Regions from separate parts of the Homo sapiens genome. Here region 2 is linked to region 1. The links are chromatin loops, found by intact Hi-C in ENCODE. Cell type or tissue: K562. All regions are shown on one strand. Each heading gives the region's core, and the rest is flanking DNA. Links, peaks and the distances in the headings are about the cores only.

Region 1 (15,079 bases), core at 3,938-8,937:
TATAATCCTTTAGAAGTAAGAAAACTAGAACTTGCTTTTCAGTCAGCTCTGCAACACATTTTCCCTGCATTGCTCACACTGGTTCATTATGGGAAGGCTTTTCCCCCGTCTCCTAGGTGGTCTGCATTGGGGTCTTCAAAATAAAAGAGCACCACAGGAAGAGTGCACAGCATTTCTGAAGAGAAGAAACGCACAAGTGACTCAATAAGCTCTGAAGATTGATAAAATGAAATGGTGAAGTTTTGAATCTACATACTTGACAGCTATGCTTGGAGACATTCAATGACATCAGTCTCCTAAGATTACTCTACTTTCACAACAGAAAGAGAGGTCTGTTATTTGGAGCGGCTTATAGGGCCAACTGGATGCCACCTGGTATTTGGAAAGGAACATGGAGCTGAGTATTGAATGGTTTGGATTACAATACGTATAATTTGAGCACCTTTCTTTAGGGTGGGCCCAACAAACTTATATTATGCAACAAATTCTATCCAAAATAAGAATATAATAAAACAGAAAACTAAAATGGCATTCTCTCTAGGAAACTGGTACCCAGGAAACCTTTTCCACCATAAGGAAAGGACTCTGAATATCTAAGTCTGCAGAGAGTAAATTAGCCACAGAATTCCTCTAAGTTACAGGCCCACTCCTTGCCGCCCCACACCCAAATCCCTTCCAGCTCCATTTCTCTCTAGGTCCAGCTGGAATTTCTCTTGCTGGTTCACACCCTCAGTGGTTCCCTTTGTAGAGTGAGAGGGAAAAAGGAACATGTTCCTCTTTCCTAATACCATGTTGTTCCAGACAGAAGCAGAGACAGTGTTTCATCTTGTCTATCTTGCTGCTCCTTCACTGTGCAATTCGCAAAATAGGCTCTGCACGAATCACTTGTGGGATCAACAAGTGAAGTCCCATTATGACTCAAGGAACTGTTCCAAATGCCTGGAAGGCAGTTTTATTATACTGAAAAAAAAAACAAACCTAAAAAGTGGGCCATAACCTTGGGTTGACAGATTTTCAGTGCACACTAATGTGTGTGGTGAGCTTTGCCCTGCGGAGCTCCTGAGGGGCAGCAAGAAGAGAGGATGGATGGGAGGCAGCTTGGAGCTCCTGATTCTGAGGTGGCCAGCTGCAGTGAGACCAGTGCTATAGACTTTCTCATGTGAAATCTGCTTAGCAATGTGACAGGAAAATAACAATTTATTTAAAAATTCACCTCGGTCTCTCTTTACATAGGAACATGGGTTTTTTGTCCATGCAATTTTTGTTTTGGCTTTTGCTTCTTGGTAGGATTTGATTCTCATGAAGGAGGCTAAATGGTTGGCTTGGATAGTGAGGAGTGTCACTCCATAACTCACCTATCGTAGAGCTGGCTCTAAAGGTGGTGCCTCACAAATGGAGAAACAAAGGTCTTGCCTTCTGGCAATTCTGTTTTGTGAACTGCCCCTTTTGAACGTGGGTCCTTAGCTTCCTCTTGACTTCGAATATACCAGGTAAGACTACAACTCTTTTGCCAAGCAAAAGATGCTAATAATTAAATGATTCCCTGCTACATTTTTTTTTTTTTTTGAGACAAGAGTCTCATTCTGTCGCTGGAGTAAAGCAGCACAATCTCGGCTCACTTCAACCTCCACCTCCCATGTTCAAGTGATTCTCATGCCTCAGCTTCTCAAGGAGCTGGGACTACAGGCACACGACACCACACCTGGCTAATTTTTGTATTTTTTAGTAGAGATGGGGTTTCACCATGTTGGCCAGGCTGGTCTTGAACTGGCCTCAAGTGATTCGTCCGCTTCAGCCTCCCAAAGTGTCGGGATGACAGGTTGTCAGCCACTCTGCTTGGCTGGATTTCCCCAGTTCAGAAGCTAAAGTGTGGATTAAAGTTCCCAATTCATCTCTTCCTACCTTGGGTAGAAGGGACATAATTCTATTATTTGTTCCTAGGCTACATACACATAACAGACAGAGTTCAGGAGGCAGTTCCTGGAAGATTCATTAGTAAAAGCCAGAAGAAGATAAATCCAAGAGCCACTTCAAATTTTCTCCAGAATTTAGTGGGACAGAAATGTAAGTAATAAACACAAAGATTAATAGATGAGCAAGTATATAAATTTTCTTGGTAGCAAAGGAGCCTCATGATGAAAGTTTTCGATAATAACATTCTTTTAAAAAGAAGTCTTACTTTGGTAAACATCAATGGAAAGATGTGTGAGTGATTTTTAAGTCAAGGTGACTCTTTTTCGGAACGGAGAGGGCAGTTTATTTGCTTTAAAAACAATGCAAATCTGCCGGTCGCGGTGGCTCACGCCTGTAATCCCAGTACCTTGGGAGGCCGAGGCGGGTGGATCACGAGGTCAGGAGATGGAGACCATCCTGGCAAACAAGGTGAAACCCCGTCTCTACTAAAAATACAAAAAATTAGCTGGGTGTGGTGGCGGGCGCCTGTAGTCCCAGCTACTTGGGAGGCTGAGGCAGGAGAATGGCGTGAACCCGGGAGGCGGAGCTTGCAGTGAGCCTAGATCGCACCACTGCACTCCAGCCTGGGCGACAGAGCGAGACTCCATCTGAAAAAACAAACAAACAAACAAACAAACAAAACACAAAAACACACACACACAAAAAAAAACAATGCAAATAGAATTGGAAAGTGCCAGATTCTCAATGGAAAAGAAAAATGCAGCAATTAAAAAGCCTTCAATAATGTTTTCCCCCCTTAGTAAAAGAAAAGCAAACTCACACAGAAGCTTCTACAGAAGTGCCCTGCTAACAGCCTGTAAGAAAAGCAGCAGGCATCACTGGGGATTCAGAATCTCAAGGTTCTTCCAGTCAAGACAATCTGGAAAGAGATTATTTTATTAACCACACCCCCAAAGTTGGCCCTGTTAGCAAGTGTAATAGGACTTTTTTCAGTTTCATAAAATATCTTGATAACTGGAAAGTGCCAGTTAATGGTACCCTGTTCCAACTATGAATTTCCCAAAGATTAATATACCCCTTTAGGTTTCTTAAGATTCCATCAGGACGCCTCCCCTAGTCTTGGGTGTTTTACAATCTCAGTGGGCACGAAGCTCAACTGAAACTACCTTTCAACAGCTTAACTGTCATCTTCATCTTCTTCTGGCATAAAAATACATATTTTCCCATAATAAAGATTTTTTATAATAGCAATAAAGTAACTCCAGAGAACATGGTTGTCTTGAGATAGCTTAACTCTGTCTGGTGTCTCATAACGCCCCGGGGATACAGCAGGCCCATAATACTCCCTTTTGCTGCCGTGTCTTTGCTTAATTAAGGAATAAAGCCAAAAGGTCAATGCTGGAGAAAAATGTAAATCTTCAAAACTTTTCATTCTTGACCTAAACTCTGTGTTGTAAAACCTCAGTAATCTCTGTAACAAGCAGTACACCACCCAGCACAGATACCAGAATATGCATTACATCTTTAAAATATGGTTTTGACACTATGAAAACAAATTCCTGACCTCTGGACTTGGAATTATGATTCTGACTTTTTAGAGAGAGACCTTCACAAACCATCCACTGATCCCCAGTGAATGGAAAGCACTATAGCAGAAGCCATCTCCTTCATCAAACATGATTTGTCACTGTATTTCAGAGCATCACTGTGTTGACTCTTATACAGCTAGAAAGTGAGAAAGTGAGGTTTGTGTGTTTTTGTGGGGAGGAAAAATGAATATGTATATTCATCTCTATGGCTTATTTGTTATTCCATTGCTGCTGTGAGTGCAAAATATGATTTCAGCTCCAATCGTTTTATGAGTTCACTGATTATGTTCCATCATAATGAGCAAGGTGGTTTGGACATTGGTTTAGTTTACAGGAGCTGCAATCATTTGCTATGGAGATTTACAGCCTATAATATAGGCACCATACTCAAAATGGATATTTCTGACCAATGATACTCATTTTAAATAGGAGCTATTCAATCTCTAAACTGATTTGTTAGAGCTGATGCAATGAAATAATAAATATTACTTGCTTTCAAGAAATAGAACCTTCTTACCACATTCATGGCTGTGCTAATTGAAGGAAAAGTGTTATTCCATTATGGAACTAATTAAATGTCATCTGCTTCTCTCTCAGATTAATAAATGGACAGACAGATGCTACGTTGATCAATTAATGTTGTGATAGATCAATCAATTGATTTGGACCTAGATAATATGTATTTATGGAAGACAGAGAATGATTTATTTATTTTTTTCTAGCAAATAAGAGAATCCAAATGTGACTTTATTCTATAAATGGGAACAGATGATGAGCAAAGAGTTGCCATTGTAGTCTTGCTGTGAAAAAGAAAATTCATCCTTCTTCTTTTGCTTACATATTCAGCAGACATTATGGCTCAATAAAAATGGGGTGTTTAAATATTTGATAAACATGGGTAGAGCAATGCATTGCTAAAACTGCTAGAGTAGCCTGGCAGATTCTCATGGAAACATAAATTTGCCTGCATACAAATGGAACTGTTTGGTAATTCTGCCTTTAAAATTACCCCTCTCTCTCCTCTCTCTCACATTTTTCTTTTCAACTGTTATTTGATAGGGCTTGGGCTTTCACTGGATAGGATTTAAACTGTGCAAACTGTCAGCTTTGCTAACCACATTAAATGGACCTCGCACTAGTGCCTAGACATTTGCAGGCTTCTCTTCGCTATCATCCAGCAGAAGCAACCAGAGAGGGTTCTCAAGCTCTATTGATTTTACATCATTGACACACTTCTTACATCAATCTGAAAGTCAAGCACAGTAAACTTATCACCAAATATGGAAGACTCTTCAGGTTGGTCTATACCCATCTTCTGCAGTAAAAACTGACTCTGCCATGCCCCAGCGGGGAGGCTGGCCCTGGCAGTAGGTTATGGGAGTCCCTTTTATCAACATGGTGTTTCAGCTGGGCAGATAGAAGTGGCATCTGGTGGACAGAGGGATGCCAAAGAGGGAGGTGCATGGCTGACCATGAGGATTGCCAAATGCCAGCATTTTATCTTGTTGGTTTCTGGATCTCAAGGATAGAATATAGAAAAACCCAAAAAAAGGTACAATTTCTCTCTCTCTCTCTCCCTCTCTGAGTGTGTGTGTGTGTGTGTGTGTGTGTAATTTTTAACAATTGTTGAGCATGGCCTCCCCTTCATGATACTGTAAGCCTGTTTGCTTCTAAAATCCATAAGCCACAAATGAAGCCATGGGATTTATAAAGGAAAATGAGTGACATGCTTGGCCAATGATCAATGGCTTTTAGTAAAATTTGATGAAGAGTAGGATTATTAGGGCTGGGCATGGTGGCTCATGCCTATAATCCTAGCACTTTGAAAGGCCAAGGTGGGTGGATCACTTGAGCCCAGGAGTTTGAGACAAGCCTGGGCAACATGGCAAAACCCTGTCTCTACGAAAAATAAAAGAAAAAATTAGCCTGACTTGGTGGCATGTGCCTGTAGTCCCAGCTGATGGGGAGGTTTAGGTGGGAGGATTGCTGGAACCTGGGAGGTCTAGGTTGCAGTGAGCTGTGATCACACCACTGCACTCCAGCCTAGGTGACAGAGCAAGATCCTATCTCAAAAAAAAAAAAAAAAAAAAAAAAAAAAAGAGTAGGATTATAGCAAGGATCATGGAATGTGGAATTCACTCAGCAAACATAGAGACTGTTGGAGAGGTTTGTGTTTAGGGAGTTGTCAAATAGATAAATATACTCTCTGAGTACCTGCTAGATGCCATGCATGGAACAAACCCTACAAATAAGCAGCAGCAATTGTGCTGAATTATGATTATGAGAATAGAAAATGCTCTGTCTAGACCAAGGTGTCTCAAAGTTTGGGGCACTCGAACAGCAGCTTTATGCCCACAGCAGCTACCTAGGGCCCATCATTCAGACTGAGTTAGGTTGGCAGGAGTAGGGAGGGAGGTAACGGTGAGACAGAAAGGAAGGTGGGAAAGGAGGGGCGAGGTCAGAATCACGCAGTTTTAAAAAGGCATCTCAGATACTGAGTCTAAGGATGCTGGTCTATGCCATCAGTCCTCATGTTAAATGAGAGCAAGACTGTCCCTTGAGATCTGTGTTCCAATTTTATTTTGTTCTCTAGTGCAGTGGTCCCCAACTTTTTTGGCATAAGCAACCAGTTTTGTGGAAGACAGTTTTTCCATGGATGTTGTTGGAGGGGATGGTTTCAGGATGAAACTGTTTCACCTTAGATCATCAGGTATCAGATTCTCACAAGGAGCACACAACCTAGAGCCCGCACATATGCAGTTCATAATAGGGTTTGAGCTCCTATGAGAATCTAATGCCACCACCGATCTGACAGGAGGTGGAGCTCAGGCGGTAATTCTTGCTACCCTGCCGCTCACCTCCTGCTGTGCCGCCCGGTTCCTAATGGTCCTGCAGACCAGTACCAGTCTGTGGCATGGGGGCTGGGGACCTTTGCCCTAGTGCATCCGTTTCCTATGGCCACTGTAACAAATTACCACAAATTTAGTAGCTTAAAACAAGACACAGTTATTACTGGACAGTTTTAGAGGTCAGAAGTCTGAAATCAGTATCACTGGGCTGAAGTTGAGGTGTTGGCAGGGTCATCCTCTAAGGGAGAATCTGTTCCCTGCCTTTCCCAGCTTTTAGAGCTGCGTTCCTTGCATTGCTTGGCTCATGGCCCCTTCCTTCACCTTCAGGGCACCAGCGCAGCATCTCCTCTCTCCAACGGTGCTTCCCTCTGCTCCTGCCACACAGCCTTCTCCTCTTCTGTGTCAGAGCTCCCTCTGCCTTGCTTGTGATTGCATTGAGGGCCCACTGGTCTAACCCAAGATCATCCCCTCATCTCAAAACCCTTAATTTAATCACATCTGCAAAGTGTCTTCTACCATCCAAGGTAATAGTCTGTCATAGGTTCCAGGGATTAGGACATTGATACCTTTGGGAGCCTTATTCAGCCTATCACACCAAGTGGTGGTGTCTTTCTTAAAGTCACATTTATAAAGTCAGGTGTAACTAACACAATAAAATTCACTCCCTTAAAGTATACAGTGTACAGTTTGATGAGTTTTGACAAAAGTACACAGTTGTGTAACAGTTATCACGATCAAGAAACAGAACATTTCCATTACCCGAAAAAGTTTCCTTCTGTCTCTGTGTAGTGATCTGTCTCTTGCCCCAGTAATTTTGCCTTTTCCAGAATGTCATATAAATATAATCCTATGTATCCAGTTTTGTGTGTCTGGCTTTTTTCACTTAGCATGATGTTTTTGAGATTTATCCATGTAGCCATGTGTCATTCATTCCTTTTTGTTGCTGAATGATATTCCATTGAATGGAATTGTGTATTTATTCACCAGTTAACAATATTTGGGTTGTTTCCTGTTGGGAACAATTTTAAGAACCTGCTAAGCTGTTTTCCAAAGTAGCTGTATGATTTTGCATTCTTACTAGCAGAGACTTTCTTTTTAATTTCAGCAACCCTTATGGGTGTGTACTGAGATCTCATGGTAGTTTTAATTTGTGTTTCCCTGATACCCAATGGTTTCGAACATCCTTTCATGTGCTAATTAGCTATTTGTTTATCTTCTTTGGTGAAGTGTCGTTTCAATTTTTTTTTTTACCTGTTTTTAATTGGCTTGTTGGTCTTATAAATTGTCAAAGTTTTTTTATACATTCTAGATTCAAGTTCTTTATCAGATATATGCTATGCAAATATTTCCCCTCACTTGTAGCTTTCAACTTAATATCATTTTTTAAGTTGGCAATTAGGGTTCACAAAACCTGAAGTGGACTCATAATACAAACCTTTAGAGATGAAAGTGTTTTAAAAGTAAAACTATACATACATCATAGAATGCTATGTAGCCATAGAAAAGAATGAAATCATGTCCTTTACAGGAACATGGATGAAGTTGGAGGCCATTATTCTTAGCAAACTAACGCAGGGACAGAAAAACAAATACCGCATGTTCTCACTTATAAGTGGGAACTAAATGATGAGCACACATGGATACACAGAAGGGAACAATATACAGTGTGGGGCCTATGGGAGGGTGAAGGGTGGGAGGAGGAAGAGGGTCAGGAAAAATAACTACTGGGTACTAGGCTTAATACCTGGGTGACAAAATAATCTGTACAACAAACCCCCATGACACAAGTTTACCTCTATAACAAACCTGCACATGTACCCCTGAATGTAAAATAAAAGTTAAAAAAAAAACTAAAACTAAATTAACATGCATACATTTTTAGACTCTAATCTTGATCTTAAAGTTAGTTGCCTGAAAATGAAGTCATCTGGATCCCAGACTCCCGCTTTTTATTTTCCAGCTATATGACTGAAAAATTCCATTTCTTAAGCTGTAATTTTCATGGGGCCCAAAACAGCATTTGTTATTCTCTCAACATTTGGCTCTACAGCAGTTGTAAAATGCTAATCACGGTGCTGAGCTGACATTCCTCGGTGACATTGGCATACCACAAAAAAGCATTTGGCAGGATCTGGATCTATACATACTGAAGTTGTTTATTTATTTTTATTTAAGAAACAGACAAGTTAATTTCACCTCCATTTAGGACACAGAAAAGAGTCAATGTTTGCCAAGTCGAAAAACACAAAATTGATAAAGGGAAAAAAAACGCATTTTCAAGCCTCTAAAATGGAATTAGAAACAGGAGAGTGGGGGAAAATGTTATACATATGGCTAGAGTATCCCTCTTAAAATTGCCTCAGGCTTCTCCTTGAAAATCTTGTTTCTTGAAAGTTCCCTACCAGAAGATTCTGTCCCATGCTAAGAATAGAATGCAACTTCAAAATAGCTGGCTGGCATTTTCAATGACTGGGCACTGTTTTTAAAACATTCTGTGACTTGAGAGTTGGGGTGAAAATACTGAAAATTGGAATGTACAATTTACTTCCTACTAGAAATACATCTTTGTCTGAAAAAGCTTTTACAGCCTTATTTTAACACCCTGAACCTCAACAGCCTGTCTTCTGGGGGGTTGGGGGGAGAAACGTGGAAGTAATGTTCTGAAAGCCAGACCCCTCATCTCTTGGGTGAGGGCGCTCCAATCAGGAGGAGGGGTAGATTCCTGTTGTCCTATTTTGGTGCAAGAGCAGGGACAACCAGAGAAGACCCTTCCCTCGGACACTTGCCCCAACATTGTTGCAAGGGTGCACAGAGAGAAATGTTATCAAACCATCTAATTCTGCCCTCCTGTCAGCCTGACAGGGACTTCGAATGCACAACTGGCCCAGAGCTGATTACCTTCAGGTGCGGTTAGGTTGAGTTAAAAATTCCATTAGCAGTGCACAGGCCTTGGGAACAAGGTTTCTCAGGGGTGGGCTTCTTCTACTTAACAAGGAAGAAATGGCTTCTCATGTCACAGTTATCGCAGGGAGAGGACTCTGGTTTGTTTACACTCTGCGGAGGAGTAGAGCCTCAGCTCTGCAGGCCTGGAGGCAGAGGCCAGCACAAGCCAGAGTGGGAGCACACTTTTCAGAGAGGAGACGGTGCCCCCAGCCATCGCGCCAGCGGGAAAGGCAGGGCCCCCTTAAGCGCAACCTTGAGCCACTCCCATGAATCACCCACCCCCGGTTCTCAACCTAATTGTTTTTCATTTTCTCATAATAACCCTCCTCCCTCACCCTAAACCAAACACTGAAGAGTTGCCCTCTATTTGCGAAGCTCCAAGGCGTGCGGGAGAGGCAAGTGCTGTTTGCTACTCCCTGCCTTGCTTTTAATTTTATTCTAGTAGGAAATCATTTAGACCATCAAAGTCCCATCCTCCTTCTTTGAGGCTTTTGGGCTTGAATAGCTCATAGAAGTACTTCCCTCAGCCTCAATATTTTAATGCATGCTTGATTGCAATGGTTTTAAAAAGAAAAGGAAAAAGAGGGGGACAAGCAAACAGGCAAATTCGGGACAAAACCAGGCATTTGAAAAGATCCTTTAGGTTGAGCTGTTTTTTCACTCAGGCAGCTTCTCGTATTGCTGATATTGTTTCATGATCAGGGCTTGCATTCTCTGTTTCCCTCCTCATCTGCACACTTAAACTGTTCATTAGCTGAGAATGGGACATCCTGGGAAAGGGAGAAACAAACAAAGCAGCCCGGGGAGCTGGGAGAACAGCTCTTTCTCCTGGGTTGTTGCCCTGGGCTTTCCTAGGAGCCCTGGCCAGTTCCCCTGGGGTCCCGCAACAGTTTAAACAGAGTCCTTAGCAGCTAGGGGCAGCAGGGGGCATGCGGGTGGTGGTGGGGGCAGGAGGATGGAGATGGAGGGAGAGAACTGGAACCCCATGCAGGCTCTGAGCAAACACCCTCTTGTAGCTTCCCACTGACCTCATAGCCTGGCATTCAGGGGGCTCCATTGATCTGTCAGATATTGGCATGATGGTTTGTGCACTTAGCACAAACATCGATCAAAATGTGGCTGAGGAGCTATGACCAGTTCAAAGCTATGGTGTGCCCAGGTACAAGGACCCAGAACCACTCATATCACATGGCCTCAAGAGAGGTCCAGAAACACCTTTTGAAAAGGCCACGGGGGACCCCATCATGGGGGCCTTTAGTGCTTGTGACTTCAAAAAAGTCACCATACACAGAACTACCTTCTGGGCTGTTCCCGGATTGGCACTTTTTTTTTTTTTTTTTTTTTTTTGAGACAGGGTCCCACTCTGTCACCCAAGCTGGAGTGCAGTGATGCAATCATGGCTCACTGCAGCCTTGACCTCCCGGTCTCAAGTGATCCTTCTGCCCCAGACTCCAGATTAGCTGGGACCACAGGCATCTGCCACTATGCCAGGCTTTTTTTGTTTTTTGTTTTTTTGTGTGTTTTTTAGAGATGGCATTGCACATGTTGCCCAGGTATGTGTTGCCCAGGCTGGTCTGGAACTCCCAGCCTCAAGCCATCCGTCCACCTCAGCCTCCCAAACTGTTGGAATTACAGATGTGAGCCAGGGTGCCGGGCCCGGATTGACACTTATTGGTGTGTCTTGTTCCCCCACTGAGATGTGAGCCCCTTGAGGTCAGGGGCCTTGCATCACTGTCGCTGCATATCTAGGCTAGAACACACCTGTCTTGGGAAGGTGTTCAGTGCCTGCCGCAAGGAAGATAAGCTGGCAGTGGAACAGGAGGAGGAGACCCTCATGGTGCAGCTGCAGGTGGAAACATGGTTTTAAGAGAACACTGAGCCACCTGCTGGTGTCCACACAAAGCTCTGCTCCCACTGACCCCTCAAAGAACAAAGGACAAGAGAGGCTCCTCCAGGTCTGAGAGGGCAAGGGGCCAGCAGGTCAGGGTGTGGGAGTCAGCTGAGTCTGGCTGACTTGCCTTCAGGTCTATTTCCGGCCCTCCAGACGGCCTCCGGGGGCATCATGGAAGATGCTGAGGATGATTTCTCGGCCCTCTCCCTCTGTTATTTGGCCCCAACCACTGCAGGTCCTGCCTTGGGGTTTAGGCATTTGGTACGTTTTAATCTATGGCTATCAGCAGGGTCACTACGTTTTCAGGTGGAAATATATACTGATGATTACCATGGATATTGCCAACAAGGCGGACCACCCTCTCAGTCAGAAGATTCTTCAGGAAACTTCAGGAAAGACAGCACCGTGGACAGGAGGAAGAAACCCTCCTCTGCTGCCACAGCCCTGGGTATCCAGTGGTGCGAGTCTCTGCCATGGCCCATGGCTTCCTGTGCTGGGGTCCAGACACCTGCCTGAAGGAGATGTGGGGCATGAAGATTATTTTTTTATTATCTTCTTAAATATGTGGCTGTGGGCCAGGCACGGTGGCTCATGCCTATAATGCCAGCACTCTGGGAGGCCGAGGCGGGTGGATCACAAGGTCAGGAGTTTGAGACCAGCCTGGCCAACATAGTGAAACCCTGTCTCTACTAAAACAAACAAACAAACAAAATTAACTGGGTGTGGTGGCAGGTGCCTATAATCCCAGCTACTCGGGAGGCTGAGGCAGGAGAATCGCTTGAACTTGGAGGGGCAGAGGTTGCAGTAAGCTGAGATCAGGCCATTGCGCTCCAGCCAGGGCCACACTTCGAGACTCTGTCTCAGAAAAAAAAATGGGGCTGTCTCTCCCATTCCTGGCATGAAAGGTACCTACTTTCTGTGGGCTCACCTCCCTGTGTTCGATCCTTTCAGCCAGTTCCTCTCATGCTCTGGGCGCCTTCTCTCCTCCCCACATCTGTTTACATCACAGCTCCCCAGCCCCACCTCCACCCCAAGGAGTGACCAGACTACAAACGCTCTTGCCAGCCAGGGCGGTCCTCTTGGCTGCCAAAGCTCTGTGCAATTGCAGTCACAGACAATCAGATTAAATGTCCTATCACCCGGCATTGATCAGATTAGCAACCTTGTGACTATTCATTAATTGTATTTTCTCTTGGAGCCTGGTTCAACTCAATACCCAGTGCATTGTTGGTGGCATAAAAAGTAAACACAAATAGGATGTTTGTTACATTTTAGAATAAACTGTCTGCTACTTTTTCAAAACAAAGTAGAAGAGGATAGAGAGGTTAATGCAATGTTAATTTTCGTGAGGCAATATAGTTAAACTAGGAGATTTCCCAAGAGTCATTAACATTCTGTAAAAGGCCTTTTAGAATTCCTGTGTCCTCAGCGCTTCAGGAAACCCCCTGCTACCTTGGTAAATTTGGCCTAGGTCCCCCAGGGCCCACCTTTTTTGTGTGGTAGAAGTCACAGAGGGCAGGCCCAAACTCTTGAAGTGAAGGGGAAAAGAAATCAGGGTGTTTATGTATGTGACTGGAGAAGTCTCACGTACGATTGTCCCGGATTTAAACATATAGGAAGAGGACGAAGGCTACCAAGGGTGTTTCCCTGCCTCAGACGCCCAAAGCCCAGAGACCCAGCCCCGCTCCCTGGGTGCACGCAGAGCCCCACCGAAGGATGCTGGCGTCCCGTGGGAGAGGGATGCCGTGGGAGGACCTGCTTCGCCCTGATTTCCACACATCTCTCTGCTGTCCCACCTGACCACAAGAAGAACCCGAGGCCCCGGGCGGTCAGGAGACTCAGTGGCTGTCACTCACTGGGCAGTAAAGCCAGTAAATCACCCACCTTCCGGCAACGTTGCCAGAACCCACCTGATGTCTTGAGGGTCACAAATGCGAGCGCCCTCCTGTTTGCTCCATTTCAGGATTCATGGCATTCCAGTGAGAAGAAATCTAGAAGAGAAGCTGCTAAATAATTATCCAGAAACATTCCCCGACAGCAAAATCTATTAATGAGTGGGAAAGTCTTTGTGGGGAAATGGTTAAGAATGGCATCATCTGACATGATTAAAATGCTATTAAATAAAGAACTTGGGAAACCGGGGAGACGCTTGAAAAGGCCGATAAACGGGGCAGCCTCACATGCGTTCCCCCGTACAGACCTTTCATGAGAACATTTCCGTTTTTCTTATCTAACATTCATCCTTTCCTCAGTTTCTAAGTGGAGAATACCCACTCCTTGGATTTTTTTAAATATAAAATAATGTCCATAATTTAATGTTTAATGAGCTCCAGGCATGGTACTGGGCACTTTATCTGTCTGAATTTTAGGTGCCCTCTTCATTTCATACTGTCCCTGCAGGGCTGGGAGAGAGAGCAGAGGAATTTCTTGTAAGTTCTCAGGAGCCAGGCAGATCTTGGGCCATGCCCAGCCGCCCTCTCCGGCTGTCTGACTCTGAGCAAGGTGGTAGCTTCTCCAAGTAGCAGTTCCCTCATCTGTAAAATGCAGATGAAGACAGCCTCTCTCAAATCTGGCTGTGGTGAGGATAGAAGAAGAAAATGTACTTTAAAAAGGATTAGCCTAAGGCCAAGTATAGGATGCCCTTCATTATGGAAGATAGCATTAAAAAATAATTTTAATTAGTGTGAATCTATTCTCCCATTTTGGTATTTTCCATATAACTTTGTTTATCATTTACTTCTTATTGCCTGTGAATCTCACAGGAGCACAAATCCCCTCCAAAGCAGATTTAATTGGGGCTAAAAAGGCAGGAATCCTATGAAAAAGAAATCTCTGTGGCCATGTGAAGGAGTAAACATTTCACTGATAGGCGCCAATGTTTGTTATTCTGTGAAAATCTGCTTAATTTATAAGCAACAGTGATACTCCCAATAGGTTAAGTTGAATTCACCCTTGAGAAATTTTAATTTCAGTGTCACTATTGTTATAATCTGGGGGTCTTCCAAGATAGACATATCAGTAGAAAAACAGTGACTCATCTGAGAAACTCAGGGCTATATATATATATACACATATATATATATTTGCATTTTTCATATGTACTTTCCAACTTCCTTCCTTTCCTCAGTATTTAAGTGTAGAATACCCACTCCTTGGATTTTTTAAACTATAAAATAATACATACGTACGTATATATGTACACACATGCACAGATATATTCTGCTTTATATAGTTTAGCATTAAAATGTATTTGAGTAATACCTAAGACCATGTCTATTTAATTTTAACCAGTGGGTTATGGGAATCATCAAAAATCAAACACAATAAAAAGAAACAATATTTATGGCATTTTAAAGCCTATCCATTATTGGTTAGTGCTCCCCTCAATTGTTTAACTGCAATTGGTTCCACTTTCTCAGTGTGGATGATTTTTATACATCTGAGTTAAAAAATAATGCTGCTTGCAAGTGAAAAGTTAAAGACCAAGACAGGGCCTATTAGAATAACATTACACTTTTTTATTCCCTGCACTTACTTTGTCAATTACTAATTATTTCCCTTTTGCTATGCAACAAAATAGAAGCCATAAAATCTTTGATTTAATGAAAACTTCCTACCAAATAGGTCCTCTAACTCTGCTGAAGGCTTATAGGTAATTTATCTACCTCAGTAGGCAATGACCTTTTGTGAATCATGAGTCATTCCTCACTCCTGATGAGAGGGATCCAGATGCCATCCCACCCTCTGCCTGGCCCCTCCTTCCTCCATCCAACAGAGGCTGTGCGGCTCCTGTGCCCTGCCTCCGACTTCTCCAAAGTGGGCTGTAATTAGTCCTTGCACAGGGAACCTGCCAGGGAGTGGATCTCCCTCCTCCTGTGCTCCTTTGGCTCCTT
Region 2 (15,079 bases), core at 5,988-10,987, 110 kb before region 1:
AAAATTAGCCACAGACTTGACCATCGGAAATCCCCTGAGAAAAATAGCTGGATGCTGTACAGTAAAGCCCACCAGTCAAAAAGGCCACCTTGCACGCAGAACTTATTATCAGAATTGTAGTGCTTTGCTTATTTAATTATTCATGTATTTACTTCTTCTAGTGCCTCACTTTTAAATATGATTAGATAACCAAAGTCTATCAGACATTTGAGGAAAGCTTCTAATGGAAAAAGTAGAGACAGAAACAAACAGAATAAAAAGGAACTCAGAGAAAACAGACCAGAACATAAGCAACTTCAAACAAATCAACAGGCAAAGCACAATTATTAGGAGATAGGAGACACTGCTGAAGCCACAAAACAAAAACAGGAGGACATTCCAAAGAGAACATTCAGAGAGTGAGGAAGAAGAAAAACCTCTGGGAATTTAAAAGTGTAATAGTAGAAGTGAAAGATTCAATAGTAGGGCTGTAAGATAATGCTGAGGAAGTCTCTGAAGAAATAAATTAAAATGAAATGGAAGGAAAGAAAATTAGAAGACCCAACGGATAGGAATTCTAGTAGACAACAGAGAAAACGAGAAGAACAATTTCAAATAAATGATACAAGAAAATTTCCTAGAGAAGATGGGCATGTGTTTCCAGGTTAAAACTGGAGCACCATAATTTAAAAAGACTTTTCAGCAACTAAAAAATTTGAAGAAAGCAGGACTGAGGGCTGGTAAGGTATGGGGCAAGCAACTGTGAGTTGTCACTATAGGCCTTGTAGTATAATTTAACATTTTATACAGCTATGGGTATTACACTGATAGGAACAAAATTTAAACTAAAATGTATATAATTAAATTTTCTAGTGAGAAGGAAACAGACACAGCATTGGGAAAGAGAAGAAAATATTTAGGATTGTTTAAAAATATAACCTGACATAGGGAACCATTAGCAAAGTCTAGACGCTACCTCTTAGATTTTTGCGCATATTTTCTATCATCCTAAGTGCCTGCACTTTGCCTTCAATAAGAGTATGAGATCTGAGTGCCCTGCTCCCAGAATATGATCAGGAGATACTAATTGGAATTGGAATTCTTAAGACTCCTGGGTTGGAGTCTGTTTGCCACTGATAATAATTGGGTGACCTCAGGAATGCCCCTAACCTCTCTGGACCACAGTGTCTTTGCATACAAAATTAGAGGTTGGCCAAGATCAGAAGTCACAAATTGGCAGCCCAGAAATTAAACCTGGCCCACAGACATATTTTATTAGGCTCACCAAGTATTTTTAAACATTTTAAAGTTTGAGATATCTAGCTTTTCTTTAAAATTCAGAAGATCTGGCAACAGTGAACTCAAATTCTTGGGAAAAACTCACTGTCACTGATGGGGCATGGATTGCCATGTAGCCACAGGCCCCTCTCTAGCTATCACTGCTGGGCCCCACTAGGCATTTGCGTTTGAGAACTCTGGGATAGATGATTGTTTAGGTCCCTTCCAAGTCTAACATTTCACTTATTCATTTGATCATTTATTCATTTAGTGAACTTTCTGCATGCTATTACATTAGACACTGGAGACACAAAAATGAATATGACAGAGTCCTTGCCCTCAATGAGTTCAAATTCTTCTTATAGAAGAGTGCTTAAAAATATTTACAACACCGTGAAATATTTGCCAAACAAGGCTCATATCATGTGCAGTAGGGTCTCAGAGAATGGGTCATTTCAAGGAAGAGATATCAGGAATCTTCTTAGAAGCTGCTAATATTTGAGCTGGTTTTGTAATGCATCAGGTGGACAAGAGGACAGCCTAGGCCTGTGCTCAAAACAGTCCATGGACTAGCCCACCACTGCTAGTGATGTATAACATTTTACATAAAAACCTCAGAGACACTAGAACCCCTGAGAAGAAAGCTCGGGATAAAGTATAATGTAATGGTATGTCAATGTGTTCCTGCCACAGACCACCAGGAACAAATGGATTTGTTGACATATTGCAAGGAAAGAGAACATGCACCATGAGGAACCATGAGGCAGCTCAGTAATAGGGGTTAGAAAGGACTACTTATAGGACTTAGACTTCAGTTAGGTGATTTGGAGGAGCGTTCAAGGAAATAGAGGGTTCTGCTGTGCATTGGATTCCATCAGGAAACAAGATAAATCTTTGATTATCTTAACAAATCTTATCTAAAAGATGGGAAGAATGAAGTGAGGCTAAAGCTGTAATTGGCAAAGCAGCAGCAGTCGCTTCTATTAGCCTGATAAGGGAATGTCTGATCATTTTTGTGGTTTGGACAATGTTCTTGTTCTGGTTTGAGATCAGACACGACTATGAAGGGGTCTTGATTTGCCTTATCATGATATTCACAGAGTGGCCTTGTCTGGAGTTCTGTGAAAGTGTTCAACAGGAGACTACTAAGGCCTAGCTGTGAGGGCCAGGCAGGCTCCTAATGGCAGAGGCAGCTTTTCTGTTTCTCAGGTCTTAGAGTCCTTGAGAGCTTCAAAGGCTGGAAAGCCCTCTATCAATTTCTCTCCAATTCCCTGTTTAAGTTTATATTCAGTTCATGCAAGACTTATTTGTCCAATGCTGATGGGCTCATTTAGAAACTCTGTAAAGCTACTCTCCCTGGAAAACCTGCCTGGTCAGTCCTGACCATGTCCTGGACCGGGTCTTCATGACCTGGGATCACACAGCCAGGTCTGCCCAGACCTTTTCTGCTCATTTTCATAGACAAACAACTTGTTTCTGCACAGAGCTGCCCTCTTGTTGTTAGCCTCCTGTAAAAGCATTTTTCATCCAAAGATGTTCACATTTACTATCACCCTATGAAATCAAGTACCTCAGAACTGGAAATGACTAACCAGTCTTCCTGTCACCAATTTCTCCTGAGTTCAGTCCACCTTCTCTGTCACCAGAATCACTGTCCTACATCTCTATTTTAAGGAGTCCCTGCCAGTTCTCTCCTCCTCCTCCTGGAGAGAGAGCGAGCTCATTTATTGTACAACCCAACGTCCTTGACAACCCAGCCCCAGCCCACCTCTGTGGTCTCATCTCCCACCGGACTGTTTCCATCCCCACACACCCAGGAACTTCCCCAGCGGGATGCCACTACACTACTCTCTCCTTTGCTTTGCCCGGCCAAGAATTCATCTTCACCGCAGTGTTAGTAACTCCCTTTCCCTTGCTTATTGTACTTATTTTTCATATATCCAGGACCACATGTGTCTTGTTGGGCTATGATTGTGATCTGTCTCACTCATGGAAGGCACAATGTCCTGGCATCCCCAGTGCCCAGCATGATGCCTGACAGAGAATACTTCCCGCAAGAATCTATAAAGAAAACCTGTATACAGAGAGGGACCCTTCTACCTCATTCTACAGCAGTAGCCTTCGGCCTGTGTTAAAACACTTCTCCTGATAGGCACATCACTAGCTCCCAAGGTGGCCCATTTTAATTCTCAATAGCTTTGTTAGAAAGTTCTTCCTCATATCAGTCTCAGATTTGTCTCTCCCCAAAATCCAATTCCTTTTGAACACTTGAAGTCAGCACTTTTTTTCTTCTTATCTTCTCTTTTCCAGGAGAACACTTGGGTTTTTTCTCTCCTGGTTATTCCTCTGGACACATTCCACTTTGCTACCATCTTCTTAAAGCATGAGGCCCAGAGCTGGACACAATTTTCCGGACATGGTTTGAGGAGTTTAGAGTAAAAGAGAACCATCAGCTCCCTCATTTTAATCTAAAATCCCATTTGATTATTTGGCCCCATTGCCATTGAGCTATAGTCAATTCAAAGCCTTAGTCTTTCAGGATTTTTATGTTTTATAAATGTTGCAGCTAATTCATGTCTCTCTTAACTTGCAAGATTGATTTTTTGGACCCATAGATAGAAGCTTGCATTCATCCCAGTTACATTTCATCTTTTGTATTTAGCCCATTATCTTATCCTAAGGACTTTTTGCATCCCAGTTCTCTTCCTGATTGGCATACTCTACAATTTCGGTGATCATGCTCTTTACACCATCTTCCAAATTAATACAAATGCGAGACAGAATCAAATTAAGCTCAGAGCCCTTATTCTCTTTCCTTCTGCCTTATTTTCTTTTTCTTCCTCTCTTACACTCTTTCCTCCCTGCCTTGTTCCAAAAAGTTGCAAGGCTGCTCTCTAGGGCATTATACTACAAAACTCCTAAGATGACACATATTCAAATCAGCTCATTTCCAGAGAGCCATGCAACTAGTTATGAATCCAACCAAGGTCCTGGCATCACACACATTGTTTCTGTCATGCCTACAGGATACTGTACGAGGCAATCCTCCCTAATTCCAGATTTATTAGGCCTATGATAATTCTGTCTTTTGTTTGTTGTGGCTTGTCCTGAAGACCTTGAGGCCAGTTTTCTCTTCTAGGAGCTCACAATCAATCTTTTTAGTGCTTTGTTCTAGAATCTTCTTTGGAACAAACAAGATCTTCTTTTCACAACCCCAGTGACATTTATATATCTCCTATTTTCTAAAACATGAAAAATAATGGTATCTGCAGAATATCTGTATGTAGTAGCTCTACAGTGATATTTTCCTAAGGTTTTTGTTTTGTTTCTAAAAAGAAAGTCTAATTTAATCTAGAAACTCGATAAATTTAAGCCACTTCAAGGGGAGCACACCAAGTGTAGACTTAAGACATTTAATATAATTCAGTGAAGATCTCAAGCTTTCTAACCTGCCTAGAGTTGTGTCGGCATTTCTCTTCTTCCTTCCATCCCTACCTGCTATAAGTGAGCTTTAAGGAAGTTACTGAGCACTTTGGTGAAAGGCTAGTCTAGTTCAGGGATGGAGAATCATAATTGATCCTAATCCGTGATCTTAAGTCAGCTTTTCTGTCGGTGGAATATACTTCAGGATACTTAAAATTTGAGCCTGAAGATGCTAATCTAACCCAAACCTATGCCAATGTGTAGAATAATTGGAAAGGAATTGGCTAAGAACGTTTGACTCTCCTCTCCTGCTCTCAGTAGTCCTCATGGGTTGCTGGCCAGTGGGGAAAGATAAAAGAGCCTCAACAATAACTTGACCTAACCTCAATAGTGCAGGTAGATATTGTGCTGAAGTAGGAAAGCTTTGTAGAGCTTTGGGTTCAGCAAAAAGGCCTGAAGTACGTCTTTCAAAGTCAGTTCAGACATTACTTTCTATAAGAACATTTTTAGAACTTTCCCCAGGCTGGGCTGAGCCCCAGAACATCCTGGGCACATCTCTGTCACCGTCTTTACTAAAGCATTTTGAAATGACATTTTTGACATGTTGGTCTGCCCACGCCATACCTTGATTTCTTTGCAGGGTAGGGGCTGTCTTATTCATCCTGGGCTCCTGGAGCCTAGCACTGTGCTTGGCATGAAGCAGGGGTTTGACACATATTTACTAAATGTAATGGAGTGATTTCTCAAGGCTTTTAAGTTCATAATGTCCACTGTACATTTTGTTCGGCTCTCCCTCTTAATTTTAAAAGGCCACATGAAATTTAATACATTATTTCGGATTCATGAATACTTTGCTGATTACATTAGTCTTGTTAAAGGAGTCCATTATTCCAGAAATCTTGTTAGAAGAGAGCTCTTTGTCGCTGCAGAGTTTTCCATGGATTGCTGGAGCTTGAGAGGACAGGGGGTGCCTCATACCTTCTGCTCTCTTAGGATTCCAGAATGTTAAGGAAGAGGAATGCCTTAGACATCATCTCATCAAGTCCCCCAATTTGAGAATGAGAAACTCCAGTTCGGAGATTTTTCCAAAGACACAAGAAGGTGACAGGGTCAGGATTAGAACCCCAGTCCTGTGAGCCTAAATGCCCATTCCGTGACCCTCCCTGGCCACCCCATGGGATCTGCTAACTGGACTTTTGGCTTCCCCACCCCGTTTAGGTTGCAAACTGTGTTCCCTGCTTAGTCTGTGGGGCTGGGCCAGCCTCCAGTGGAGGAGCAGCCTACACAGGTCATTGCAAGGGTGTGGGGCCTGAAGGACAAATAAGTGGGACTTCCTGCTTGATCAGCTGCCCCGGCAGTCGCTCGTTCCCTGTGTGTGGTTGCTGTGGCTCCTAAAGTGTCCTGTCATCCTCCTTCTGAAAGAACACTTGCTAGTGTCGACATCTGGATGAGGAAACAGAGGCTCCGATGTGGCAGTTGGGAGCGGTCCTTTGTCAGAAGCAGCAAAGGTACTGATTTGCTGTTGGAAGGGTGGAGGCAATTCGTGGACAGGGGCTCTGGTAGCTTAGAGGTGGCTGAGGTAAATGTTGCTCCAGGAAGCTCTCCCCCTGAGGGCAGGTGGGTTGGAAAGCCACAGCCACGTGGGCTCCAAGTGGGCTTTCAGGGGCCTTGGGCACATTATAAGGGCACGTGTCACAGGCGGAGTCCTTCCTCTAAAGAGCCTAAAGAGCTGGTCAGGCATGCGTTAACTTTAGGCTCCAGGCCATTCAACATCCCCCACCCGAAGGGAAGCAGCAGACCCCAGCCCTCCTGTCCCCATGGAATGTGTGGGTACCTTGCAGTACGCCAGGGCCCGGGATGGGGCAGGAGCCTCTGGGTTCTTCTGTGGTTCTTCTCTCCCTTTCTAGCACATGCAAACACAAACCTTCTAGGGCTTTTCCTTCGTCTCCTTCTAGGAACTCAACAGCCTGTGCGAGGAGGAAGGGGTACGATTCCCCACTTCAGACAAGCAGCAGCCACAGACCAGCCCCTGCGCTACTACAGGTGCCTTTCCAGCCTCCGTTTGTCCACTCTGCTCCCTTGTCCTCATTTTCCAGTGAAGAAGAGCGGGGGCATGTGGGGTGCTGGGGCAGTGCGAGGGGTGCTAGAAGTGTCCTGCTAGGTGTTTCCCACCCCCAACAAAGCTCTGTTGCAAATGATGTTTTCGTTGTATTGTTTAATGATAATCATAATAATAATAACAAAACTTTGACTTGAATAGTATCTAGAACTTCTAACTACTTTCTAGAGTTGTGAAATGGGAAATGAACAGCGAGAAGGGTGGTGGGCAGTCCTGGGGGTTGTGGGAATGTAAGTGTGTGCCCATCCTCATGCACCTGGTCTTGGACCCCTCGGAGGTGTCTTGCCTTTCCTGCTCCCCTTAGCTCCTACAGCAGGAGACGGAGCAGGAGTGGGGCGGGTGGGAGGGAGGCAGGGTGGATATGGGCGGGCCTGAGGACTAAGCAAGGGCATGGATGTGGATGCCAGCAGCTGGCAGAGTGCCCAGCATGTGGTAGCCACTGGGTGGGCATCAGCTCCCTGTCTTCCTCTTGCCTCCCACTCAGCCCCAAAGGAGTGGAGCCAGGGTGGCTGCATGTGGCCATGCAGGTTGGGCACTGTGAGCCTCAGGGGCACCATTCACGTGGACAGCAGTGGAACCCCCTGGAGTTCCAAAAAAGGTGGCCCTGCCCTGCACTCTCTTGCTTTGTTAGGACTTCTAGATACGAGGCATCCGACTGCTGCCCTGGAGGGAGGGCAAAGGTATCCTGTGCTCTGTGGATTACCCACTATGGTTCAGGCAAGCCCAGTCCTACTTTCATGAAATGTATGGTTCTGTTGGGGAGGTGGCCAAGGAGCCAGGTCATTACAATGCAGTATATGGCCGCAGGAGGACAAGGGCTATGAGAGCACATGGGAAGGCAATGACCCAGCCATGGAGGAGGTGAGGTGGGGGGTCTCCATAAGCTTCCCTAGGTGCAAAGATGTCCAAGGGAGCCATTATGTAAAAACACCTTACAATAGGCCCTTCTATGATATATTGCTTCCCAATCTGGGTGTCTTATAAGCAGACCAGATCTGGACAGGTAGTTTTTGAGGACAGAAAAGTCCAAGGTTTCTTTAGTCTCCAACTTCCATTATCCAAATGAACAGTGGCGGCCACAGCCCATCAGTAAGGACATTCCACATTTCACACTCTGAAGTGACAATGGAATACGTGCTTCAGAGTTCAAGGAGAAAGGACAACTTTGCAAAGTAACTGTCCTTAGTGGCAGAGGGGTTAGAAAGTCTACAATTTAAGAATTTGTCGCAAAAGCAATCACATCACTGAGATATTCAAACAATCCAGTCAGGCTTCTTCTCTTCCTATTATCTGAACTTTTTTTTTTTTTTTTTTTTTTTGGGTAGCCAAATAAGAATAAATATCACCAGTAGGGGGAATAGATGTCTAAAAAACAAACTCAAAAATGTTTTTCTTACATGAAAGTGGCTGTGCACAGTACTAAATGATTTCCATATCAATATTTCTTTGTTTATGGTTTGCTTTAAATGCCTTTCACAAAGATCATACAAGAAAACAAAAATGTTAAATACATAAAATGCACTTTTTAAGGGCATTTTGGCAATAGAGCCTATTCAACAATAAAATTTAACATTCCAGACCCATATTTCACTGCCTTAAATAATGCTGCAATTCTTATCACAGCCTCCAGGCACAACCCGTGGCTATAATACACAGAAAGGAATCCCCGAATGTCACCAAGGACTAGAGCTCCAACTCTTGGGGGAGAGCCCCCAAAATCTGTTTTGAAGCTAGAAAAATTAGTTCAATCTATATCAGTATGAGTATTCTGTTTAAATATATAAACAGGTATTCATATATTTACCACTTGTGCAGATAATTTAGACAGTGTTTGTTGTTATGAGGAATTGCTTGGATTATGTTCTCATTTTAAAGTTTTTAGTCTTTTTTTCCATGATCTAACATGCCATAAACACAGCCCAGGTCCTGCCCATGTCTTCTCTTGATATGCCGTCCAGGCCAGTGGTTTATGATATTAGAACATAACCCCACCCCTGGCACCTAATGGTGAATATGCCAGACAGGTATTCACACAGAGAGGGGCACTAAGAGGGGAGGTTGCTAGAGTTCACTGTGGGGGTGTGTGGCCGGCTACGCATGTGTTTGTGTGTGTGCATGTGTGTGTGTGATTACTGCCCAGTGTGGCTGACACATCCTGTGCCCACAGCCACCAGCAGATGCCACCAGATTGCTCCCGAAATAATCAGTTATACATGCCAAACTTAATGAGCAGAAGATAAATCAGAGGTGGGATTAGAATTCCAGGCCCTGAGAGAACGGCCCTCCTGTTTGGGTTAAGAGAACAATTCCACAGGGGCAGCAGCCTGGCACCTGGCTGAGTCCACTTCAGCTGGTCCCATCCCAAAGCCCTGGCTCACTTCCTGTGTGCTCTCTCAGGGCCTGCAGGCCGGAAGAGGCAGGAGTCCCAACACTCCTTCATTTATTTCTCTATTTAGGACGAGTTCTCCCATGCACAGGGAGGAATTCACAGAGATTGAGCAGGAAAATCAGTTTAATTACAAGAGAAACCAGGAAGAATGAGGCAAAAATAAGGTCAGCTTAAAGGTTTAGAGATGTTCAAGGGGCAGGCGGGATGGTGGTGATTTGCGGGGAGGCAGCACGGTTCTGCTCGGCTTAAAATTGGTGCCAGTGAAAAGACCAGGGAGAACTTTCCACAAACCTGGCTGCACTCACCTTTCTCTGGGCAGAGGCTTCTCCTTTCTAGGCCTGGAGAAAATCCTGCCTTGAAATCCCAAGCTCTTTTTGCCGCAACCGCCTGGTTCTCCGTCCCGCTGAGGGCCACAGAAGCACGTTTGCAGGCTGAAATAAACTTGCGCACCTCATAAAAAGAACCAGGAATGATGCTACCATTTCATGGGATATTACACCATAATGATGATAATCCTCCCATTTACATCTGATCTTCCACAGACTTAGTGAAATTAGCTTCCATGCCACCTAGCAGGGGTAATTTATGAGATAAAAAGGGAACCATTGAGAGATAATGTAATGAGTATTTACTGTATCCTTGATGGTGTTCTCATCACTGGGGAGAAGGGGAAGCTGGGTGGTGAGTTTAGACGACCGCATTTCCGAGAGCCGTGCTAAAACGTCGGGGGCCGGGATAGCTCTGCAAGACCGCGGCATCCCCCCAAATCCTTCCCAGAAATGCTGTGCAAACTCATGCCGACGTTTGTGCTCATAGGCTGTGAATTTCTTCTGCCAACCTGAGCTGAAAGAAGCTAGAAAACTCTGCGTATTTTACTTTCAGAGTTAATGGGAATAAAATACCTCAGTGGATGAGTGCAGATGTGTTTGATACAAATAGTCATTTTCCTATTTGCTGCCTCATTGAGCATGATGAATGATTGGAGTCAGAGAAGCGGCGTGATAAATGGCAGCACCTTGGCTCCATTGCATGCCCTATTGATTCTCCTTCTTTATTACTCCTACAACCCAGCTGGTTGCTTTGCCCTCCCCACAAGCCGTTTCTTGGGGGAGGGATTGCTTCCTAGAAACCCAATTTATGGAGAAGGGGAGTGTGGCATTTTCTTACCATAGCAAAACCCTGTGTTTAGCTTTCGTTAACATTTACAAATATAGCCCTTTTTTGGTGACAGACACCTTGACTGGGGGAAGAGCAGGCGGTCGGGGAGGGTTTCAGCCATATGCAGTTTCCTTTCTCTATTGCAAGGCAAAATATTTTAGCTGCCGTGTTTTTATCCAATTGAAACCTGCATCTCTAAGTTCCAGTCAATGCAAAACAGGATAAGCAAAGTAACTGTCTGCCACGTTTATCTGTGTATCTATAGAGATATTTTCAGGTTATTGTCAGGGTAAACCAAATGCCAGTTCAGATCTGTGATCAACCATTTTGCGTGATCCCAGCCTTAGTTATCCACAGACAACACACGTTCAGGCTCTGATGCATGTTAGATTGGGTGAACAAATAGTACATAAGAGACTGGTCTGGATTAGCAGGGAGCTTTGTTTAAAAAGACACTGTATGTCAGCCTAGCAGTTAATCCATTAAGTAAGAAATGGCAACGCTTCTCCAATGGCACCAAGAGAGACCTCTTTTAAATACATCAATATTTCAAACTGTTTTGCTCATCTGTTATAACTTTTCTGTTTCCCTTTCATGGGTTGCCATATATCTCGAACCTTTTTGAGGGGCCAAATGAGACTCTGAAAAGCAGAGGCATTAAAAAGAACTTTTAAAATGAAAGTAGCCCCTGAGGTGTAGAGGCCTCTCTCAGGCTGAGTCCCTTCATTCTGCAGCCTTCCTAGCAGGGTCAGGGGCTTCTCAGTGGAGGTGCTCACAAGAGGGAGGCCAAGATCCCAAAGCCAGAGGCCTAGATTCCAGATCGTACTCCGCCTCTTTGTAGCTAGGTCAAGTTCCACTAAGAAGCCATGATGAACTTTGCTTTTCAAATCTGTAAAATGGATGTGCTAATGCTTACTTCTCAAGTATGCTGTAAGGATCCAGTCTTTTAATGATGTGAAATGTGATACAAACCCCATAGCATTATAGAAGACATTATTAACAGAATGCAGTTGAAATCCTAACATCCAGGATCATAAACTTGCTCACCTATGTGGTTCAATGTCATATTTATGTACCTCCCACCTAATTCTTTTTTTTTTTTTTTTTTTTTGAGGCGGAATCTCGCTCTGTCACCCAGGCTGGAGTGCAGCGGCACGATCTCGGCTCACTGCAAGCTCTGCCTCCCGGGTTCACGCCATTCTCCTGCCTCAGCCTCCCAAGTAGCTGGGACTACAGGCGCCCGCCACCACGCCCGGCTAATTTTTTGTATTTTTAGTAGAGACCGGGTTTCACCGTGTTAGCCAGGATGGTCTCGATCTCCTGACCTCATGATCTGCCCGCCTCGGCCTCCCAAAGTGCTGGGACTACAGGCGTGAGCCACCGCGCCCGGCCTCCCACCTTTAAATTAACTACAGTGGTTCTCAAACCCTAGGGTGTGCAGTGACAACATGAGGAGCTTGTTAAAAATGCAGATTCTTTTTAATGACTAAGGGGTTTTACTCTAAAGCAGAGGTGTCCAGTTTTTTTAGTTCCCTGGGCCACACTGGAAGAAGAAGAATTGTCTTGGGCCACACATAAAATAGACTAACACTAATGATAGCTGATGAGCTAAAAAACAAGCAAACAAAAGTCATAAAAATTTACAATGTTGTAAGAAAGTTTAAAAATTTGTGTTGGGCCGCATTCAAAGCTGTCCTGGGTCATGTGCAGGCCACACACAGGCCGCTGGTTGGACAAGTTTGCCTCTCAAGTGATACAAATGTTTTGAAAGTAGATAGAAGTGGTGGTTGCCCAGCGTGGTAAATGTACTAAAGCGTTTAAAAATGCTTAGTTTTATATTATGTGAACCTCAACAAATGATTTTTAAAATGCAGAGTCCTTGACTTGTCCCTCTTGGATTCCGGTTCAGTTTGATGTGGTGCCGCAAAATTTTCATCTTAAAAAATCCCGCCTCACCTCAGAATTTCCCGAGGCATTTTAACATAAGGCAGAGGCAATGCTGATGTAGGTGGTCCAGTGACTATGTTACTTAGAAATATTAAGAAAATACCACCTGGGAAATAAGGAACTTAATACTTTTTTTCAGATGGGGAAAAACTAAGAAAGAGTTAGGCATCAATTAACTCTGTTAAGTTGTGTGAAGAGAACAGCCAGAATTGAGTTGGGAGAAACAGACTTTTGGTACACAAATGTTGCTAGCTTTCAAAGTGTTTTACAATCTTTCCTAAAAAGTTTCTTGCAAAAGTGAACACAGAGCAAGTCCATGGCCCACCTAAGGTCATGCCAAGTGCAGACACTACTTTGGAAAATAGCTTTTCTCAACAGGCAGATGCAGGCCTGACTCATTTCTGAAAATAAAATTAACGTTAACACGAGAAAAGGTGCTCTTACCTCTGTCTACTTGCACGATTGTATAGGGTTGAAAGCCCTCGGCCAAGGTTACAGAAACACCACGCGTTTAGAAAATAGCCATTTGGTAGCCACTTTGCACGGGCTGGAAGTAGCATGATCTAGTGGTCTTTGCCTTGGATCAATTTGTGCTCTGGAGCTTCGATACCCACTAACTCAGAGCATGCTTTTAACAGTTATCTAACTTCTCATTCCTGATCTGCCTTGCAGGAATGCAGGGAGCCCAAGCAATGAATTCCTTAAGAAGTCTTAGTTTAACATAAGGCAGGGCTATCAGTGGCTGGCCCAGGAGCCTCCTTAATGCCTCTTACGGTGTCAGAACTCTCTCCTAATCAAGAAGGATAAGGGTTGGCTCTCCCCACACTTAGCTGTGTTCTCCACAGAGCTGTAGTGGTTAGGTCCTAAACCCTATGTGAGCCTAGGACGATAGTAAACTTTTTTTAAAAAAAATTATTTTCAGAAAGTTCTTTCCTCAAAAAATTAAAAATACAATTACCATATGATCCAGCAATTCCACTCCTGGGTATGTGTCCAAAGAATTCAAAGCAGAATCTTGGAGAGACATTTGTACAGCTGTGTTGGTAGCAGCATTACTCACAATAGCCAAGAGGTGGAAGCAACTCAGGTATCCATCAATGGATAGAGAGATAAACAAAATGTGTGTTTATCTATTATTTAGCCTTAAAAACAATAAATATATATATATATAAACAAATGTGTGTTTATCTTTATATGAGGGATATATATATATTTTTAAGGCCAAATAATATTCCATCATAGTATAATTATATGCTATAATTAATGGAACATAATTATATCCAATAAATAATGGAATATTATTTGGAACCAATAATATGGAATAATAATTGGAATTATTAGTTCCTTAAATATTTGTCTAGTTAAAGGCCCTTAACTAGACAAATGGCATAATGGAGTATTCTATAATTAATGGACTATAATTATATTCCAAAATAATGGAATATTATTTAGCTTTAGAAGGGAATATATACATTCCTTATATAGAAATATAATATATAATAATATATAATATTCCTTATATATAATAATATAATGGAATATTATTTAGCCTTAAAAAGGAAGGAAATTCTGGCACATGCTACAACATGGCTGAACCTTGTGAGGACACTATGCTAAGTGAAACAAACCAGTCACAAAAAGACAAATCCTGCATGATTCTACTTACAAGAGGTATTTAGAGTAGTCAGACTCATTAATAGGGACAGAAAATAGAATGGTAGTTGCCAGCATCTGGACAGAGGAGGCAAGGAGGCAATGGGGAGTTGTTATTTAATGACAATAGAGTTTCAGTTTTGCAAGAGGAAAGTTCTGGAGATTAGTTGTACAACAATGTGAGTATACTTAACACTAATGAATTGTACACTTAAAAATGGTTACAATAGTAAATTTTGTGTTTCATAATTTTAAAAAATTTTAAAAAGAAGTCCCTTCCTCCTTCTTTCCTTCCTTCCTTTCTTCCCTTCTTTCTTTCTTTTCCTTCCTTCCTTTTCTTTCTCCTTCCTTCCTTCCTGCTCCTTCCTTCCTTCTTCTTTTCTTTCTCCTTCCTTCCTTCCTGCTCCTTCCTTCCTTCCTTCCTTCCATCTCTCTCTCTCATTACACAAGTCAAATATGAATGCAATCTTGTGGGTAAAAGATTTTTGCAAAATGTAAGTTATCCTCCTTCATTCCTTTCCCCAGGGATAACTACTTTGCCATTTGATGTGTATTTTCCAGCCTTTATTAGGAGATTTACATGATTTACATACATTTTCATTCATGTACACACAGACACATGTATGTATACCTACATTCTTACATATATATATAACAAATAAATAATATAAATATATATTGCTATATATATATATATAGCAATAAATAAACTTTATTTATTGCTCTGGGACTGGCTTCTTTGCTTGAAGAAGACATTTAAGATTTGTTCTATTCTACAGGATTTCTTCAAGATACAAGAGGTCCCCTTCGTCTCACTCTGGTGACTCCACTGTGGCTGCATATTCTGGGGCAGAGTACATCAATTGTTTCCGAAGGTGCATGCTGGCTCCACAGGTAGAAAGAACACAATGGCTGCTATCACCAAACCTCAGGGCTAAGCTGGAACTTCAGAGCCCTTGCGCTCAGCAGCGCGGCCCCGTCACCACTGGAGCCAGATCATTGGCAACAGAAGGGTTTTCTGTTGGAAGCTACCCATTTCCATCAGTGCAGTGGGCTTCAGCACAAAATGTTGTCTCCTAACACATGGGGTGGTGGGGACTTTGGGAAATGATAATCAGAGACAGGGAGCAACT

The links. Peaks named below come from ENCODE experiments on the same cell type or tissue, not always from the same donor. Only the 100,000 strongest peaks of a DNase experiment are listed, where the experiment ranks them.
Region 2: it touches region 1 in a loop (2.3-fold over the local background); 3 of 110 quality-filtered maps call a loop at or near these places.

What each region holds. Positions count from the first base shown.
Region 1 is chr5:77,975,262-77,990,340 of GRCh38, forward strand. No RefSeq gene overlaps it. Among named protein-coding and RNA genes, the nearest start is that of TBCA, 210 kb to the left of the region's middle. RefSeq lists enhancers at 12,434-12,953, 12,954-13,473. In K562, for the core only: a CTCF peak has its summit at 6,737; no DNase peak of the experiment used is centred there; H3K27me3 peaks cover 828 bases.
Region 2 is chr5:77,859,141-77,874,219 of GRCh38, forward strand. No RefSeq gene overlaps it. Among named protein-coding and RNA genes, the nearest start is that of TBCA, 90 kb to the left of the region's middle. RefSeq lists an enhancer at 12,743-13,276. In K562, for the core only: a CTCF peak has its summit at 8,114 (motif pointing right); no DNase peak of the experiment used is centred there; H3K27me3 peaks cover 3,580 bases.